2 separate regions of the Mus musculus genome follow, and region 2 is linked to region 1. Evidence: chromatin loops called from intact Hi-C (ENCODE). Cell type or tissue: left cerebral cortex. All regions are shown on one strand. Links, peaks and the distances in the headings refer to the core of each region. The heading gives the core; the rest is flanking DNA.

Evidence for each region. Hi-C counts contacts between places; a loop is a spot of excess contacts. Peaks named below come from ENCODE experiments on the same cell type or tissue, not always from the same donor. Only the 100,000 strongest peaks of a DNase experiment are listed, where the experiment ranks them.
Region 2: it touches region 1 in a loop (4-fold over the local background); 6 of 42 quality-filtered maps call a loop at or near these places.

The regions. Positions count from the first base shown.
Region 1 is chr10:117,978,068-117,988,340 of GRCm38, forward strand. No RefSeq gene overlaps it. Among named protein-coding and RNA genes, the nearest start is that of Gm32663, 30 kb to the right of the region's middle. In left cerebral cortex, for the core only: no CTCF peak of the experiment used is centred there; DNase peaks (open chromatin) are centred at 4,628, 5,026 and 5,401; H3K27ac peaks cover 1,015 bases.
Region 2 is chr10:118,044,337-118,054,609 of GRCm38, forward strand. Gm32663 (a long non-coding RNA gene) reads left to right here. Exons shown (of 6, transcript XR_003948955.1): 2 at 8,189-8,290. Among named protein-coding and RNA genes, the nearest start is that of Gm32663, 36 kb to the left of the region's middle. In left cerebral cortex, for the core only: no CTCF peak of the experiment used is centred there; a DNase peak (open chromatin) is centred at 5,171.

The DNA.
Region 1 (10,273 bases), core at 1,833-6,832:
CACATAGTCACACAAATAGACACATAATTTAAGCCAATTCCTTAACACTATATAATAAGATAAAAATTCTTATAACGATAGCAGTACTATGTAGTTGCTTAGCTGTAAACTTATACATCCTATTTGATTAAAAAGCCCTGACCTTGCGAGATATAAATTGTAACTGTTTTTAGATGTGAGGCAATTATGACGCAGGAAAGGCATATTATTTTCCCAAGATGCAATGAGTGTTGTTAGGATCTGCACTAGAGTGTCCTGATTAAATATCTGCACCATAGAGTGGTTCTAATATCCACTGGACCTGGGATTATCCTTCAGTTATATATTTACAAATTATTGGCCTTTTCAATCCTCAGTTTCCTTTTCCACAAAATGAGAATAAAATGTCACTTCCCTCAGCTTTTTGGTAAGGATTAAAGAAGATCCTTACTAAATGTAGAAATTCTTAATTTATATGTGTTGCGTGTTTAGTGAACAGTTTTTGGGATTATGGATAAAGAAAGAAAAAGGACAAAGTAAACAAAATGGTACAATAATGTCTTCTTATATGGATGGAAGCTATAGATCAAAACAATGGTTCTCACCCAGGCCTGGTAACCCAAACCTGTGATCTTAACAGTCACTATGCTGAAACAGAAGTGTCACAAGTTCAAGGCCAGCCTGGGTAACTTAGTGAGAGCCTATTAAAATGAAAACACAACTAGGGTGTTTTGTTTTTGTTTTTTTTGTTTTTGTTTGTTTTTCAAGACAGAGTTTCTGTGTAGCCCTGGCTGTCCTGGAACTCACTCTGTAGACCAGGCTGGCCTCAAACTCAGAAATCAGCCTGCTTCTGCCTCCCAAGTGCTGGGATTAAAGGCGTGCGCCCCCACTGCCCAGTTTAGAGTGGTTTTTAGTTGGGACAATATATTCCTTCCTCATAAGTGATGGAAGGTAACTGGGGAGGTGGTATTGCGGTGCAGTCGGTAGAGAAGGAGGACGCTAGCCATGCACAGGACAGCCTCCATACCAAATAAATGGTGAGTCAAAATATCACCAGTGTAGTGATTTGAATAGGAATGGACCCATAAACTTATATGTCTGAATGTTTGTCCGTAGAGAATGGCACTATTAGGAGGTGTGGCATTGTTGGAGTGGTGTGGTCTTGCTGGAGGGAGTGTGACTTTGCTGGAGGGGGTGTGGCCTTGATGGAGGGGTGTGGTCTTTCTGGAGGAGGTGTGGCTTTGCTGGAGGGGGTGTGACTTTGTTGGAGGAGATGTGGCCTTGCTGGAGGGGGTGTGGCCTTGCTGGAGGGGATGTGACTTTGTTGGAGGTGGTATGGCCTTGCTGGAGGAAGTGTGTCATATTCAGGTGGGCTTTGAGGTCTTCTGTGCTCAAGCTATGTCCCTTTATAAACGTTCTCGACATTTGCACGTGATCAAACCTGAAGTTTCTGGGCCCTATGGCACACAGTTTCCTGCTGCCTACAGATCAAGAGGTAGAACGTTCAGTTCCTTCTCCAGGACCATGTCTGCCTGCATGTCAGCTGCCATGATGATAATGGACCAAACCTCTGAAACTGTAAGCCAGCTCCAATTAAATGTTTTCCTTTATAAGAGTTGCTGTGGTCATGGTATCTATTCCCGGCAATAGAAACCCTAAGAGAAACAGTATGGATGTTGAAAAACTATCTTAAAACAAGGATTAATCCAGTGTAATTTTAATGATCCAGGTTTAAGAAAAAACAAACACTTCTCTGGGCAAATAATTTGAAAGTTAGAAGACAATGTATTATCTTTGCAAGAACGGGACCTAACACATAAACTTTAGATAATAATATAGCTTATGTAGGTCACATGGCAAGGATGGTAGTCTGGACCTTTTAATTTTACAAACTGTCAGTGTGGGTAAAATCCTTTGTGGTGTAGAAGGGACAGTTTTCAACACTGACACTTAGGATTTAATTCTGCTTTTCCTAGGATGACACAGCGTAGTTTGTCAGCAAATGGCCTTAGCTGACTTCGCAGAATCCACCAAACATTTTTCAGCAATCAAGGCTTTAGTAATACCAGAGGAATGTGATTTAATAAAAAAAAAAATATAGGAAATTTTATCTAAGTGGAAAGGGAGGACGATTTGGATTCATTATGATAGAGACCAGGATCCAGCATTCTCTTATTTACAAATCGGGACACTCTGCTCTTTATGAAGCTCCGAGTCTCCTTTAATTTGAATATTTCAAAACTAATTATGTTTCCCAAACTGAATCCCACACGCCAGCTCTCTTAGAGGTTATTGATCACAATGAACTAATGGTTTTAGACTTATGATCTGAATAATTTATATTGCACAGCCTGCTTTGCCATTAGCAGCTTCTACAAAGTGGCATAGAAAAAGTTATCTTTTGCCAACTTCTACTTGGGTTTGAAGAATTTCCTGTATGTAAGTTAAAATCCATCACCTTAGGGCCCAGAGACTTCAGGTTTGATCACGTGCAAATGTCGAGAACATTTATAAAGGGAGATAGCTTTTAAATGGAAAGTATTACAGAAAGATACACTGTTGCCGGGAAAGCCAGTGCTTCTTCCCTGTGCCTCCTGCTTTGTTCCAGAAAGGATCCAGAGATGCTGTGCACACAGCCAGCCAGTCAGAGGCAGGGCATGTTCGTCTCTGGTCCTGCCAGGGTCATCTTGCCACCAGGGCTGGGGTCTGATGATTGGGTATGACATTAAAAGATGGTGGGGTACAAGAGACAGAGGGGTTTGCTCATTTGTTCCACATGCATTTACTTATTTTCTAATTAAAAATTATAAGACACACATATCTCCATTAATATATGCAAGCACCTTTTGTTTGGTCTGGTTTGTTTTTTCAAGACAAGAGTTTCACAGTGTAGCTCTGGCTGTCCTGGAACTCACTTTGTAGACCAGGCTGGCCTCGAACTCACTGAGATCGGCCTACCTCTGCCTCCCGCCTTGCTGTCAGACACCATGTTTGTTTATTTATTTGTTTATTTATTTACTGGAGACAAAGCAATGTAAAAGGTAGAAGAAGCAGAGAGGAGACACCGAAGGGAAGCTGCTTTTTGCAAGTTTATAGTTTGGGGCAGCAAAGATTATTAATTGCCTAAACTAATTAGGCAAATAGTACCTTTGCCACAAGTTCTACAATAAGTACTGAATATTGTCAGAAAGAATCATTGGTTTTAACTTATGGATCAGAAGGGACAGCTGGCAGTCATAGAATCTTGCTTAGTACAAAAAACAAAAATCCCCAAAACCCATCACACCGTAAAAATTAAGGCAGATGCACGACCCAAGGCTGACCAGCTGCATTAAATATAAAGTATAAATGGATGGTCCCAGGTCTTTCAAAGCTATAGTATCCCATGGCAGGTAATGGGTTTGTCTCCATTAAGCAAATCAAACAAACCAGAACCCACAGAATGGATGTTAAAGGGTCCGGACTGGCCCCACCTCCTGAACGCCTTTGTGTAAAAGGTGGTTTCACAACATTAAGGTGAGGTTGGTGAGGCGGTCAGGAGCAGTGGTGGCAAGCTGGGGTTGAGGTCACAGGGGAGAGCTGCTGGGGGAGGGGCAGCAGGAACCAAGGCTGTGCGCATCTAACAGTTCCGGTGGTCCCTCACATCCCTGGCTCATCTTCTGGGCTACAGTCTCATCCTGTAAGGCAGTCTGCCGAGTTGTTAGAATCGGGTCCTGGGAGACAAATCCCCCGCTCTGCCTGGGGCCTTTTCCTTCTTCTGCCTCGAGATTCCTAGGGACTCTTTCATTTTTATTTCTTCTTAGGATCCATCGTTTCAACAGTCTGATGGATTAAGCCACACAAACGTCTCTTTAGACCAGTGGTTCTCAACCTTCCCAATGCTCCCGCCCTTGAATACAATTTCTCATGTTGTGGTGAGGAATAAAATTATTTTTGTTGCTACTTCATAACTGCAATTTTGCTACTGTGATGAATCATAATGTAAGTATCTGATTTTTTTCTGATGGTCTTAGGCGACCCTTGTGAAAAGGTTATTTGACCACTAAAGGGCTCGTGACCTACAGGTTGAGAACCACTGCTTTAGACCCTCTTCATTTCTGTTAGGCTGGCTTCCGATAGTTTATTCTTCTTTAGAGTGGAGAAGAGAAATGACAAAAGAAGAGAAAAAGAACAAAAAAGGAGAAAGGAACAAAACTCCAAGACACGACAGCGTGTGTGTTGGGGGACAGGCGCTGAAAAGCTAAAATGGCCAGCAGGTGTATATGAATATAAACGATTTGTTTGTTTTAAAACTCACTGTAAAGAGAGTGGCGATGGAGACGATGGCAAGAGGCACAAAAATAAACAGCAGTAATTTAAAAAGAGGATAACCACAGGAATAAAAATATGAGGTGAATTTGGCAAAGGACCCAGCTAACTTTAGGGCCAGTTCCTTCAAACGCTTGTTTTTACAGGGTGGTAGGACTTTAAATCTCTCAGAACCTAATGAGACCCTAGACACTCGTGTCTTAAATACACACAAGCACATATTTTGTTGGTGTGCATTTTCCTGTGGAAGGAGCCGAGACTCAGATGTGTTCTTGGCTGTCGCTGCAAGGACAGTTTCTAGGACATTTTATTTGGCTGTTCAAGCTCAGGCGAATTGTCAGCAAATAGAGATTGGTCTGCAGAAATAACGTGGCTTCCTGGAACGTCAGGGGAAGGAAATGGGTGGTTTCTTTAATTACTATAGCGTTTCCTTGTGTCTGTGTTATAACTAAAATAGATGTTTGGCTAATGTCCCAAGGAGGAAAGGTGAATCTGGGAAATGAATGGACCCAGAAGCTATGTATAGCTGTGTTCTTGGTTAAGACAGCATGGCTCTTTGTCTGCAGTATCCTGACTACATCGAGGTGGACTGAAATCTGTTCCCTGATAGGCAGTCCGTTGAAATCCAAGGGCTTTACTATTTACATATGGAGAGCTAATGACTTTAATGTAGGCAAAAGAGCTTATTTACAAGGAAGCTGTGGCTGAGGCTGGCAGGAAGAGTGTTGCTAGGCCCTTAATTAATTGATTTGCTAATTATTCTTTTCTGCTGGGTGTTGAAGTACTTTTCCTAATGAGCAGCAGAAGCAGGAACTCTGTGGAGAGCAGCTTTAGCACAATCGTGAGCAGGGGTCTCTGGGACGGTGTTTAAGGGGCTTTTGGTTCCTTCGATGATGAAATCCTGCACTTCATAAAATAGAGGACCAAACATCTCCCTATATCCGGGTTTATTTATCAGTTTATGTGACTTAACTCAAATCTGCACATTTACTAAAATTGACACTAAATTAGATAGCGTTCGAGTTTAAACCAAACCAAACCAAACCAAAACATTTCCGCTGAAAGGGTGGGACGGGAGTAAAGAGGCGGCTTCTTGGTCAAGAGTATTTCCTCCTCTTCAGAGGACCCAAGTTGGCTTCCCAGAGCCCTTGTCAGTCAGCTTTCAACTTCCTGTAACTCCAGCTCCAGGGTATCTGCTATGCTTCTGGTCTCCAAGGACACCTGCACACATTGCATGAACGCATGCTCACACACACACACACACAAACACACACACACACACACACACACACACACACGCTTACAGTACACACTCACACACACTCACATACACATTCACATTTACACACATGTATTCACACACACACTCACATACACTCACACGTACACACATTCACACACATACTCACACACACACTCACATATACTCACACATACACACATTCACACACACTCTTACACACATTCAAACACACACTTTCACACATACACACACATTCTCACAACACACAAAACACATTCACGTGCACACTCACATTCACACACTCACACACACATACATTCACTCTCACACACAACACAATCTCACACACATTCAAACACACACACAACACACTCTCACCTTCTCACAGACATTCACACTTTCACACAATTTACACACACACACACACACACACACACACACACACATTCACACATTTAAATGGGGGTGAAAATAAAAATAAATCTTAAAAAAATAAGATGACTGCAGTGTCTGGTTTTGTTTTTGTTTTTTTTTTTTTGGTTTGTTTGCTTTTTTTGTTTTTTGTTTTTTTGACTTCTTAAAGACACCAGTGACATGGGACAGAGGGGATGAAACAAGTCTCCGAGTTCCTCTGTGAATTTGACTCTCTGGCCCACACATACAGAACCCCAGTGTGGTAAGCCCAGCACTGGGGATGGACACAGGGGGATCCCTGGGTCACATTAGTCGCCCAGATTAGCTGAATTGAGGCACTTCAGGTTCAGTGGAGAGCCTACCTCAGAAATAGAGACAATTGAGGGAGTCATTTAACACTGACCCCTGGCCTCAACACACACATGCACACATGTATACCCGAACACACTTACACCACATCCACACTTACATCTACACCTACATCTATCTATCTATCTATCTATCTATCTATCTATCTATCTATCTATCTATCTATCTACCTATCTATCTATCTATCTACCACACAAAAACAAACACACAAAGACATCAGTATTAGACAGATCCCTATTTGGAGGCTGCTGTGGGAAGAGTCTGGAAGCTTCACTCTAGCCTATAGACTCGAAATTCTTCTGTATTTGAAAGTCTTGATACAGAATAAAAAATATAAAAACCTTCAGGAGATTTTGAGTCCACATACTAAATACAAACTCATTTTCACTTTCTTGGACTCCCTCTCATAACCAATTCGGCCTGGACTCTCTCCTCAGTCTGGGGTGTGTCTCCTTTGTAGTTTCCTCCCCAGCTTAAGCTCCCTCCTGACACCAGGCTCTTTCTTACTCACGGTGTGCTGGCTGCCCAGTATCCCGTCTCCCCCACAATGCACATCTCCCATCTCATTGAAATCCACTTTCCTCCCTGATGGAGAGGAAGCGGATCAGCGGGGATGGCTGATATTTAGGGAACACACATCATGTTTTAGTCACCAGCCTGTGATGAATGGTCACTGTTGAATAATACTTTATTTTCTTTACAGAGGGAGGGGCGGGAACTTGGAGAACTGCAGTCATCTCAGTAGGTGGCACAAAGCCATAGTACGGATCTAGGACTCTGGGGTCGTTCTAGATTTTACTATAGAGTGCTTTGAATTGCTTCCTCACTACTGCGCATACCAACTCCTACTTCCTTAACCAGATGGTCCTCCGCTAGAAGGCAGGAGCCTCGTCTTCTCGTCTCCACAGAGCATGCCCTAAATAGTTATAGCCTTCTGTTGAAATGAAACATAATGTAAGCTTAGAGGGTTTTGTTAAGTATTTTCAACACTGGAAGAAAGAAACAAACCGAGAAAACGGGTTTCTCAGAATGACTGAATGCCATACGATATGAAACAATGGCTCTTGATGTGGTCAGTAAAACCTCACAGGTATCAGGGAGTAGAGAAGGGGTCCCCAGATTGTTATGCTAATGGACATCTGTAGTGGGTGATGGACAGGAACCCCTGCCACCATGTAGGACATAGACTGGCCTCACAAAATAGCCTGGTCCCAGATGTCAATGGGACCCCTGCTGGGAGGTTGCTTCTGGCTTCGAATTCCACTGATGGGAAATGGGGACCCAGAAGCTAGCTGGCTTCCAACTCGATCTGCCTTTTATTAGCAGTGCACCTGCTATCCTGGGAATTACATGCCTGCCATGTGGTGAAGGCCCAAATAATGTCACATCTTTCTCAGCAGCACCCAGAAAGCATCCTCCATGAAGCCGAGGAGATGGTGCCACCAGCTAAGTGCTTGCAAGCGTGAGGAAATTCTTAGAGATTCTGTTAAAAACAAACAAACAGATGAACTTGGCTGCGGAAGCCTGCGTTTGCTTAGTAGGCAAAGATACTTGTCCCCAAGTCTGATGTCCTGAGCTTGAGCCCCAGAGCTCACATGGTAGAAAGCAACAACTGACTCCTGAATGTTGTCCTGTGATGGCACATGAGTGCCATGGTCTGTGTGCCATGCCTCTCCACAACCAACCCAACCCAACCCAACCCAACCCAACCCAAACCAACCCAACCCAACCCAAACCAACCCAACCCAACCCAACCCAACCCAACCCAACCCAACCCAACCCAACCCAACCCAAACCAAACCAACCCAACCCAACCCAACCCAACCCAACCCAACCCAACCCAACCCAAACCAAACCAAACCAACCCAAACCAACCCAACCCAACCCAAACCAACCCAACCCAAACTAACCCAACCCAACCCAACCCAACCAAACCCAACCCAACCCAACCAACCCAACCCAACCCAACCCAACCCAAACAGGAGGAGACGGTGACTGACATTGAAGCTGTCCCCTGTCATCTACACGCACATGCACATATGTGCACATGCACCCTTCCCCACCTGCATGTACACAAACATGCACACCACATAGAAAGACCTCCAACACGAGTCCTTCATAGCCAGCTGTGGTTTCTGAGGTGCTACAGAATTTACTAGACTAATAGCAACGGACAGTCTAAGAGTGGGTTGTTATCTCAGCCTTACAACACCTTTCAGGACTCTTGTTCAAATGCAGCTGGTGACTGGGGGGAGTGCAGGGCGTAAGGGCTTGTGTTTCTGATTACACACAGTACTACTACTGCTGCTGTTGCTGTCTGTGGGTCATATGGTAAGCAGCTCCAAGGCTCTAAGGGACCTTGGGGGAAAGGAAGACTCAATAGATTAAATGATCCTACAATTGTGGTATTTCTGCCTCAGACTGAGAGCTATGGAGCTGGGGAAGTAGGGGCTGGATATAGGAATATAAATGTTTGGATTTGTTACAGAATGAGTTTCCATATGCTTTGCTTGCTCTCTCTCTCTCTCTCTCTCTCTCTCTCTCTCTCTCTCTCAGTTTCTCTCTCTCCTCTCTCTCATCTGTCATTGACTGTGTGTGTGTACACATTTCCTGTAGATAACTGTATTTCTTATGTATATTTGTTCATGAAGCAAAAGGCCACTTTGAACCCCCAAAATCATTTTCAAGGAGAAACCATCATTAAATAAGGAAGAGTCTTAGCCATCAGGCTAGGGTGCAGGTGTGAGTGAGAGCCATGCATTTCAGAACTCATAGGCCCTATGTGTTGGGCGTTTCTGTGCCTGTGATGTTGTGCATGGGTATGTGTGAGCCTGGGACGTGTATTCACCCTTCACTAGCCAATTGCTTCCTTAAATCTCCCTGGAGGAGAGAGATCTGGTATTTGCACTCATGAGGACGAAAGCCCCAAGTGAAGGGACAGAGGTTCCTAAGGCCCTTGATCGGGGACTTTGCTTATTATAGACACAAGATGTTATTTGAATGTAGTCATTGAGAGGAGAGACTACTCATTATCCACTTAAAATACTTCCCGGCGACACGGTGGTGACACTTGCAGCCAAAGCAATTGCCTCTGCTTTTGGCCAGCTGATTTAGCAAGAATTCTTGCGAATTATACAGATGGTGCTATTGGGTTTATTAGTGTTTAAAAACACTGCATGCTTGACCAGGGGCTGGATTTTCAGCCTTGTAGACCAACATTTAGTCAGTTTCCCTTAGTCTCTGTAGAAGCTGAGGACAGGGAGCTGACCTCTTGGTGACCTAGTGCTAAACATTTTCCTTTAAAACCACTCGCATAATGAAGTAAGTTGGTGGTCAGCCCGGTTTGGGGGAACTCCTGAAACTTTTTGGGTATCTTTGCTCGTGAGTCGCCTGAGTCACACTTTCCCGTGGTTCTGGATTGCCTTTCTGGTGCTCTGCCTGGTGTTCCAGGAGGAGCCAGAATCTAGGAGGGGGCTGGTGTGAGGGCTCTGTCAGAGTGAAGTGTGAATCTGTGACCAGGGTCTGTGCCAGCACGAGTGGAGGGGAAACAGCTGGAGGCTATGGCTCTCTTTAAGAGGACAGTTCTAAATCTGTCCCTTAGAAACTATCAAAAAATTCAAGCTATTTATTTATCAATCACACAGACCCAGCTCTCACTCATGTCCTTGTCATAGGGGTCGGTCCTCATCTTTGTCATTGACTGTGTGTGTGCTTGTCTTCCAGGTTTCTATCCAAATCACCCCCCTTGCCTGCCATCCTCAGTGACCTTTTGGTTGTGTTTATTTTGGCTTTATGCAAGTGGCATCTTTGGATGCATGGATGGAGCAGATAAAAAGTCCCCAAGGGTGACTGATCTGCCCTTCATCTATTTTTAGTACAGCAAGAATTTACCACAGCCCACAGCATAACTCAGTCACTGGATGAGGCTCCCCCGACCCCTTAGCTTTTCCTGGAGGCATT
Region 2 (10,273 bases), core at 2,202-7,201, 67 kb after region 1:
TGACCAACTTCATACAGTTTGTAGTTGGCAGAACTAGGAATTGAATCCACTGAAAATTTCAGTATGTCTGGTAGTTCCCCCCCCCTGCAACCCCCCCTGCAACCCCCCCCCCCCGCTGTAATATTTTTGTTGGGAATCTAAAGGTATTGAATAAAGCTAAACATGTTCTTTAGATAACAAATTATCTTTCGCTCAGATTTAGGGTATGTACATATCATATATGTAAATATCATATATATGATATTTATTTACATATGTTATATGTATTTATATGCATTTACATATAATATATATTTAGGATATTTTCAGTCAGTATCATAGGAAGTATATCTGATCCATTATAGAGTCCCAAAAGATTTATGGAGTTAGAGTGCTTGGTAACTATAGATATTAATCAATTCAGCTTTCTAGTCTTACTGACAAGAAAATGCAGTCCAACAGATGTCTATATTGCCAAGCCATACTGAAGTTCCTATGTGTGGATAATGAGGTTTAGATGCAAACCAATTTAGCTTAGTCACAAGACAGGTGGGACTGGTAAATTTACATAGCTCAATTAAGATCTTCCAGCCAAAGGGAGCCTCCAGGTTTTATATAACAATGTATCCATTTGCCTCTGGCTGGGACAGGGAGGGGGGCTGAGAGTCTCAGTACACCTCAGTCTTTTTTCTTTACAGCCCACAGAGAAGGTTTTTCAATCACTTCCTTTGTGAAGCACTGAGCATCACTCTCACTTCAACCTAATGACACTTTTACATGCAAATGCCGAACACTTTAGATGCCCGGTTTAAAAACTAATCTATTCTATTTAAAGGCAAATTGTTATTTGGAAATCAGAAGCCACCTTCCAAGCAAGCTGAAACATTGCAGGGTGATTGAAGTGGTTGTATTATATGACCCCGGGTATGTTTTCATAGTTAGAAATAATGCAAGCCCCAGGCTTCCAAAAAGAATACATTGTGTGAAAGATGGCTGAGTGACTGAATGTCTTCTTTAACTAGGAGGGGAATGGCTGGGGGCCTGGTGGGGGACTTTCTGAAACAGTGAGAGCTTGTTAGGTTCAGCTTGGGGATCTTCCACAGAGGAGCTCAATACAGCATATTTTTATTTATTTGTCTGTTTGTTTATTTATTTATGTGGACAGTGCTTCTCTGTGTAGCTCTGTCTTGGAACTTGCTCTAAAGACCAGAGGCTGTCCTGGAACTCACAGAGCTCTGCCTGCCTCTGTCTGCCCCTGCCTGCCTCTGACTGCCTCTGCCTGCCCCTGCCTGCCCCTGCTTGCCTCTGCCTGCCCCTGCCTGCCTCTGCCTGCCTCTGCCTCTGTCTGCCTCTGCGTGCCTCTGCCTGCCCCTGCCTCTGTCTGCCTCTGCCTCTGCCTGCCTCTGCGTGCCTCTGCCTTAAGCATGCTGGGATTAAAGGTGTGGACCACCCCACCTGCTAACACAGCAAATATTTATTGGATGTTTCTTGTATGTGACCTTTGAACTAAGATCTTGGAGAATGAAGCTGCCTTCGGCATTTGTAAGGAATAGTCCCAGGACTCCTTATGATCTTCCAAACCTATGCATGCTCAAAACTCTTATATAAACCGATGTTTCCGTATAGTGCCTGCACATTCTCATGTATAGTTTAAATCGTCCCCTAATTAAGTATAATAGGGAGCACACTGTAAATTGTTGTTATGCAGATAGTTTGGGGGAGTGATATAAAGGAAAAAATTATGCTGAACCTGGTCAGTATAATTTCTTTCAAATATTTCCATTCCACGGTTGTTTGTATCTTATAAGCATCCTAGGCCAAAATGTTTGAGCTGTGTGTTTTCCTCCATTTACCCTTATCAACACATTGGTGTCTGTCTTGGTTTAGCCCTGGATGCTGTAGACTTTCCCTATCAACTATGGTCTTGTGTGTGTGTGTGTGTGTGTGTGTGTGTGTGTGTGTGTGTGTGTATGTGTGTGTGTAGGGGGTTTGCCCAGGGTAGAGGAGTGGTATGGTGTCTAGGCTCCACTGCCTTACACTCTCCCTATGTGCACGCTAGGCAATGGCTGCTGTGTTACTTTTAGATTGGGGATTCACTGTGGGGATCTCTTTCAAAACTACAACTCCCATAGAGCTTTATTCATCAGCTCAGTCCTGAGGACAGGGACGCAGACAGCCCCCATGGGTGTTACTCCCTATGCCCGCCCACACATCTGGAAAACAGCCTCTTCATTTAACTTCCTTCTATTAAACTCTTTCAATGGGCTATATGCTTTCACTCAGGGCTCCTGACAAACTCAGCCTGAGTCTAATCAGGCTTGTCTTTTAACCGCACACTCAAACTAGAAAAACAGGTTAAATGATGCCTTGGGGTAAAAACCAAATGGTCCAGAATTGAGGATTTCTTTTTACTGGTGTGTTGTTTTCAAAGATTGTCATGATTAAAAATAAATAAATAAATAAATAAATAAATAAATAAATAAATAAATAAAATGTCAGAAAATTCTTCTAGATTAAAATAAGCTAAGAGGACCACATTGTCACTTGAGGGGGTGTACAGTCACCTTGGAAACACATGAAGGTGTTTTCAGGAAGTTTTAACAGAGTAAGGAAGACTTGCCCCAAATGTGGATGTCACTGTCCCATAGGCTGGGGTCCCAGACTGAGGGAAAGAAGGACCACTGGGTGTCAGCCCCCACCTCTCTGACTTCTGACTGAAGACCCAGTGTGACCAGTGGCCTCAGCCACCGCTGTGACCTCCTTCCCACAATGCACTCTACCCTCAAACTATGAGCCAAAGTAAACCCATCCTTCCTTAAGTTGATTTTGGCAAGGATTTTATTACATCTAGCAGAAAACTAAGCAATACAAATTTATATAAAGCTTGTGTAAAAAAAACCCAGATAAATATTATAGAAATTGAAATATATACATTTGCATGTACATATTAATATATTATATAATACATATATGTTATATATATATGTGCATATATAATATATACCAAACTATATATATATACTATATATCAAACTATATATATATACACACTATATATCTACTATATATATGTATATACAACACATATATACTATATATATACAACATATATAGTTATATACACACACATTTTATATATATACAACACACACACACACATATATATATATGTGGAATAATAGACAATTTTGAGCTGCTATGTGGATGCTGGGAATTGAATCAGGACCTCTGGAAGAGCAGTCAGTGCTCTTAACCACTGAGCCATCTCTCCAGCCCCAAAGGTTTGTTTTTGTTAATCGAAGAGAGAAGCTTAGGAAACTAGATGGGGCTCAGAGAAGGGCCATTTAGATGCCATGTTGACATGATCAGAGCTGTCTTCAGGTTCCTTCTTACAAGCAAGCTGGTGTAGACAGCCGCACAGGGACGGACAAGTCACCATATCCTGATAACTTTGCAACCTCAGTTCAGAGTGCAGAGCAGTGCCTCCGGAAAAACCCGAGATGCATTTTAGCTCACAGGCTGCATCCTTGCTGGAGAGAGGAGCAGGTTAAGCCTGGCTGGAGAATACTAATTCTGATCCAACTGCTTCATTGTTTATGGAAGTCCAGGCTTCCATATAAAGAAAAGAGCAGTTCTCTTCCTAGATAACATTTGATCCATTATGATTTATCATTTGATGAATGGTGAGAAAAAAATCTGTATGCATTTCATAGAGATTACTTCTTTGGAATATTTTTAAATTTACATTTTTGGGGCTAATTTTCATACTTGGATACCATATTATGCCATTTTCCCCCTTCCTTGCTCTCTACCTCTAACGCTGTTTCTCTTGTCTTTTATTCTTTAGGTACAGTCACAGTCACGTTACAAATGAGCTCAGTGGCATAGCCTACTCAGTTCAGAAACACACTGAATCCTCCAGAGAGGTCCAAGCAGAAAGACTAGTGTCTTAGTCAGGGTTTCTGTTCCTGCACAAACATCACAACCAAGAAGCAAGTTGGGGAGGAAAGGGTTTATTTGGCTTACACTTCCATACTGCTGTTCATCACCAAAGGAAGTCAGGACTGGAACTCAAGCAGGTCAGAAAGCAGGAACTGATGCAGAGACCATGGAGGGATGTTACTTACTGGCTTGCTTCCTCTGGCTTGCTCAGCTTGCTTTCTTATAGAACCCAAGACTATCATCCTGGGGATGGCACCACCCACAATGGACGCTCCCCCCCCCCCCCTTGATCACCAACTGAGAAAATGCCTTACAGCTGGATCTCATGAAGGCATTTCCTCTTTTCTCTGTGATAATGCCAGCTTGTGTCAAGCTGACACACAAAACCAGCCAGTACAGCTATCTCCCACCTAAAAGAACACACAACAAACAGTGAGGCAGCAGTTGTTCATGTTCTTCAGGGGACCTGTCATTCTATCCATTTGGCAGTCTTGGCTAGAACATTAACACCGGGACACAACCAGGACAAGATGGCAGGGGGATGTGGTGGGCTGTGATGCTTCTAGAAAAATCTCAATCTCTCTCTCTCTCTCTCTCTCTCTCTCTCTCTCTCTCTCTCTCTCTCTCTCTCTCTCTCTCTCTCTCTCCAAAACAGACGTTCCAAGAAATGTCTTTCTGTCTCTAGATATTATACTGCCAGGATGCTAGTCAAAATTCCCTCACACCATGAGTAGCTCAGCAGCTGGCTGGCCAGTATCTCCTAGTGGATGAATCGATTGTTCCTAGGGTGCCGGGGAGACTTTCCCAACCCAATCAGGTCCGCTGCTATGCAGCTCTCTGAAAAGTAGGCAGCACATTTAGCAGAGCCAAGAGAGAAGTCTCAGATCCTTCATGACAACCGCGGGCTGCAGGATTAATCAAACCTGGAGTTTTTGGACCTCCGATTTTCTTGTTTTTAATAAACACACTTACGGTTGAAAGTGGGTGGAGTTGGTGTGTGATGAATCGGGACTTGATTTTGCTGACACAGGTATCTGTGAGTTCCCACGTAGGAGAGGGAGGGAGATCTATACTAGGACCGGATGGAACAATGGCAAATGGAAATATTCAGTTGGTGCTCAGGAAGAGAAGAGTGACCATAGAGGAGCCTGGAGTACCATCCGGGTTGGAAAAGAACTCTGTCCTGTCTCCGAGAGGAACAGGATGCTGGCAGGGCTGCTGGTGCCCTTGCCAAGGAGGCTGAAGTTCAGGGCAGTGTTCCAGGAGGAACAGGCGCCCGAACGTGGGTCAGGAAGCCAAGGCATGGGGAAGATTGCTCTGCCAGGTTTTGGGACTGCGCTGCCAGGGTCCAGCGCAAAAGTTATATATAGAGAGGCCAGTCGGAGAAAAAGGAAGCACACAGAGAGCCGATAGACTGTAGAGGACTGGACTAGGTGGTGAACAAGGGTAAGGCTCCCAGGATCCTACAAGGCAGGAGCAGAATTGGTTCAGATGAGACAGAATGCTGGTGGCTTTCCGAAACCGCCACAGATCGGGCTGAGAAATGCAGGAAACATTCTTTTTGCAAACAGTCTTGGCCCATTTTCTTGGTATTGTTATAGAACTGCTTAGTTTTCTTCCTAAACCCTTAAAAGAAGTATCGTGGGGCTGGAGAGATGGCTCAGCAGTTAAGAGCACTAACTACTCTTCCAAAGGTCCTGAGTTCAAATCCCAGCAACCACGTGGTGGCTCACAACCATCCGTAATGAGATCTGACGCCCTCTTCTGGTGCGTCTGAAGACAGCTACAGTGTACTTACATGTAATAATAAACAAATGTTAACAACAACAACAACAACAATAACAACAGAAGTATCATCCCTCCCACCACTGCCTCTGTATTGCGTTTGATATGTGATCCTCTGAAAAGGGCTCCCTCCTCCCTCATTCGAGAAAGGTTCCAAGGTTACTTGCTTATCTGCTGCCGGCAATTTGGGTCCTGTGTGGCACACCCCTTGCTTGCAGTGTGATTTCCATTAGTCATTTCCCCCCTTCTTTCTTTTCTTTGCTCATTCAGTTACCAAGTCATCTGCAGGCTGATTCTTTGGACTCTTATAATTGGATGGTCTGAGGAGGTAGCTTCAGAATAAGGAAATCTGTTGTGGTCACTGCATTCTTTGGAGACCTCAGAGCATCAATTTCTCTCTGATTCAGCCAGGAAGTCTGTCTTCCTTTGGACTGTGGTGGCTGATGTCATGAGAGATGATTTTTGTCTAGTCAGCGGGCTGAGCTCTGTGGCAGCATTAGTACCAGAACGTAGTGATGGTGTCGAATGAAAGAAGAAACCATGAAGGGTGTGGTTCCTCCTTGGCTGTGCCCCATTCCTCATTTCTAATAAGGTTCAGCTTCTTTCACCTCAATTCAGTGTGATGCTTCAGAAAGTGAGCAGAGGATACGGTTTCCTGCAATGCAGGAAGCTACATAGGGGCTGGAGAGATGGCTCAGCAGTTCAGTATTTGCCTGCTCTTGCAGAGGTCCAGCATCCACATCAGTGGGCTTACAACCTCCTGTACTTCAATTGCAGGGGATCTGACAACCTCTTCTGGCTTCTGTGGACACTTGCAGGCATCCACATAAACATACCAACACACACACACACACACACACACACACACACACACACACACACACACACACACACAGAGAGAGAGAGAGAGAGAGAGAGAGAGAGAGAGAGAGAACACCTTTTTTTAAAGTACCATTACAAAGTCATAAATTAAATATGAAGTCGGAAAACATTTGCAGTTTAGTGAACAAGGTCTCATCTTCTTTATGTATAGAACTTTCTCATAAGTTAATAGGAAAAAGGCCACAAGTCCAATGCGAAAAATGTGTAAAATAAAATAAAATCCACAGAAAAGAGGATGTCCTTGTTAAACACATTAAGAGATAGCTAGCTTTATACGGCTGTAGTTAGGAATCAAATTGCTCCAGATAGTCATTTTTACTGTTGCAGGGTAGCAGTTCTCAACCTTCCTGATGCTGTGACCCTTTAATACGGTTCCTCAGGTTGTAGTGACCCCAGCCATAAAATTATTTCTGTTGCTGTTTCATAATTGTAATTTTGCCACTTTTATGAATTGTGGTATAGATCTCATAGTGTAAATATTCTGGTGTCTAGGGTGAACCCTGTGAAAGGGTCATTTGACTCCCAAAGAGTTGGGACCCTGAAGTCGGGCACCACTGTTGCATGGTGAGAAGGAAGTCAAATGTGAACAGATATGAGGAGATTGGTGTTCTCAGACATTACCAGTGGGGTAATAAACTTGTATAACTTCACGAACAGTTATTTGGAATCAGCCTTTAAAATTGTGTATATCTTGAATACTTCACCTCATGAACGCCATTGTCAGAATTTATTCTATAGACTTATTTATCTAGAGTGATTGAAATGCTCACAGTGTTACAGTAAGAGCAGAAGATTTGAAACAATGCAAATATTTGTCAACAGGGAAGTAGTTAAGTAAATTATGGGCATCCTATACAATGAAATATGCTGTCGCCATAAAATGGCAATACTCTTTATGAATACACGTCAAAAGATTACCAAGATATTTTATTTAAAAAAAAACAGGGTAATTTTAAAAATTAGGTAACAAAATTAAAGAATGTATTTGTTTCTCTATGAAATATTCAAGCAAGATGGCCAAGAAATTGATACTCTTTAGGATGTTGGCGGAGAGGAAATTGGTGTCCGGAATTTAGGATAGGAGAGAGGAATCTAACCCCACTGAAAGAAGGCATTGCCAATTCAAATTAGTCAGCATTAAAAAAGAAAGATAGAAATGTTCTGACACATTTTGTCTGAAAGGATCCGAATTCATCCTATCTGCACGATGTCCTCTGCTTCCCTTTCTGCCTGTTTTACTGCTGTTTAGTGGCTGCGTTTCCTCTTTCTCCAGGCTGCATGTTCCCCCCAGGCCGCGGTTCCTCTTTCTCCAGGCTGCATGTTCCCCCCAGGCTGAATGTTTGACATTTCTAACCTTGTTTGCCTTCTACACCCTTCTGTAATCTTTCAGTAGCATCTAAGCGTGGCCGCCCAGATCGCTCCTATGGGTCAGGTTGGAGGTGGTCGCCCTTTCATCCCTGACCCAGCACCTCAGCCCTACGTGTAGAAAAGGGTCACGGATGAGGGGTCAGCAGAAAGCTTGTTAGCTGTTTGCAGGATATGAGCAGGCGTCTGCAACCTCTGACACGCATGCTGACAAAGGTGTCTGACGTCATTTTAGGCTCTGGAATTGTGAGAAAGGCTGACACATACATGGAGCGGCAAGAAGAATCGATGAATTGGCTTCAACCCTTGCTCTACAACCCACAGGCATAGGATCACGGTGCGTTTTTCCTAGTGTCGCGTCCCTATAGGTGGGCTCTCTGACAGTAGGCGTGGCTAAGTCTGATGGCAATCCTCCCACTTTCCCCTGGTGGTACTAGGTAAGCAGCTGAGCACATGGCCGCTGACATTTCCAAGTCATTCCAGCTGATGCGTGTTGCCAGATGTGAGCGGAAGTCTTGTGTCACATTTGGCTCTGGGACATGAGACTCTTCCATGGCCTTTCATTTCACCACAAGTTAGGTAGGACCGAGGGCAGCACACGTTCGACCACGGAGACCAAGGCGGGACTGCTGGGCTAGCACAGCAATTCTCCAGAAGAATTGGGTGTCTACATAAAATCAAGGATCTGAGCAACATACCTGAACACATACCGGCCCTTCTGCAATTATTGTTGGACGTCACTGTGGCAGTCCAGCCTTACCAGAGCCCAGAAGGTTTGGTTAATAAAACATTACTGCAATTTAGATGTTTGTGTGCGAGCCAATGGAACCTTTAAGAGGTGGAGCCTTCTGTGAGGTTGTTCATTCCTTCATGCATGTGTCCTTGGAAGGGAATAATGGTTCTCATGAGATCCCAAGTGTCTCTTTCACTTCCCTTTCCCCCAAGTGACCTCTGCCTCATGCTTATGCCACTGTGATGCCATCTGTCATGAGGATCCACGGGAGCTGAGCCGAGGTCAGAACGGCACATGCTGATGAACTTTCCAAACAATGAACTAAATTAAACCTTTTTTCTTTATAAGCCTCTCAGCCTCGGGTGTGCTGTTACAGTAACAGAAAATGGGTTTACCATAGACCAAACTCATAATGAGTGCACTGATGAACAACATTACTTTTAGCTCCCACGTAAGAGAAAACCTGAGGATCAAGGAAACAGCCATAGGGTCCTATGATTCAATGTTTAACGACATCTTCGAAGAATCAGTTTCTCCTTATGCTATTGCTTTGTCATTCCTGAAGGTAGCTTCAACCTAAACCTTCTTCAACCCTAATTGTGAAAAAAAAAATGACTTTGGCATTTCCAGGAGGAAGAATTACTTCCGTTACCCCTAGAAAACTTATTGGCCCTATTTTGTAGACATTGCTTCCTTTGTGACCAAAAAGGGCCTTAGACTGAGCAGTTTAACCCAAGGCATTTAACCTACTCCTAGCACAAAAAATGAGGGCAGCTCTTAAACATTAATTATGTCTGGTTGCAGACATTTTAATAAAAATTGGAATGAATGTCAGGAAAGTATATCATATCCAAGGGATGAAGGGATTTAAAAAAAAATTAGGTATTTTCTTCATTTACATTTCAAGTACTATCCCAAAAGTCCCCGATACCCTACCACACACACTCCCCTACCCACCCACTCCCACTTCTTGGCCCTGGCGTTCCCCTGTACTGGGGCATATAAAGTTTGCAAGACCAATGGGCGTCTCTTTCCAGTGATGGCTGACTAAGCCATCTTCTGCTACATATGCAGCTAGAGTCAAGATCTCTGGGGTACTGGTTAGTTCATAATGTTGTTCCACCTATAGGGTTACAGACTCCTTTAGCTCCTTGGGTACTTTCTCTAGCTCCTCCACTGGGGGCCCTGTGATCTATCCAATAGCTGACTGTGAGCATCCACTTCTGTGTTTGCTAGGCCCTGGCATAGCCTCACAAGAAAGAGACAGCTATATTAGGGTCCTTTCAGCAAAATTTTGCTAGTGTATCCAATGGTGTCAGCGTTTGGAGGCTGATTATGTGATGGCTCCCCAGGTATGGCAGTCTCTAGATGGTCCATCCTTTCGTCTCAGCTCCAAACTTTGTCTTTGTAACTCCTTCCATGGGTGTTTTTTTCCCAATTTTAAGAAGGGGCAAAGTGTCCGCACTTTGGTCTTCTTTCTTCTTGAGTTTCATGTGTTTTGCAAATTGTATCTTGGGTATTCTAAGTTTCTGGGCTAATATCCACTTATCAGTGAGTACATATCATGTGAGTTCTTTTGTGATTGGG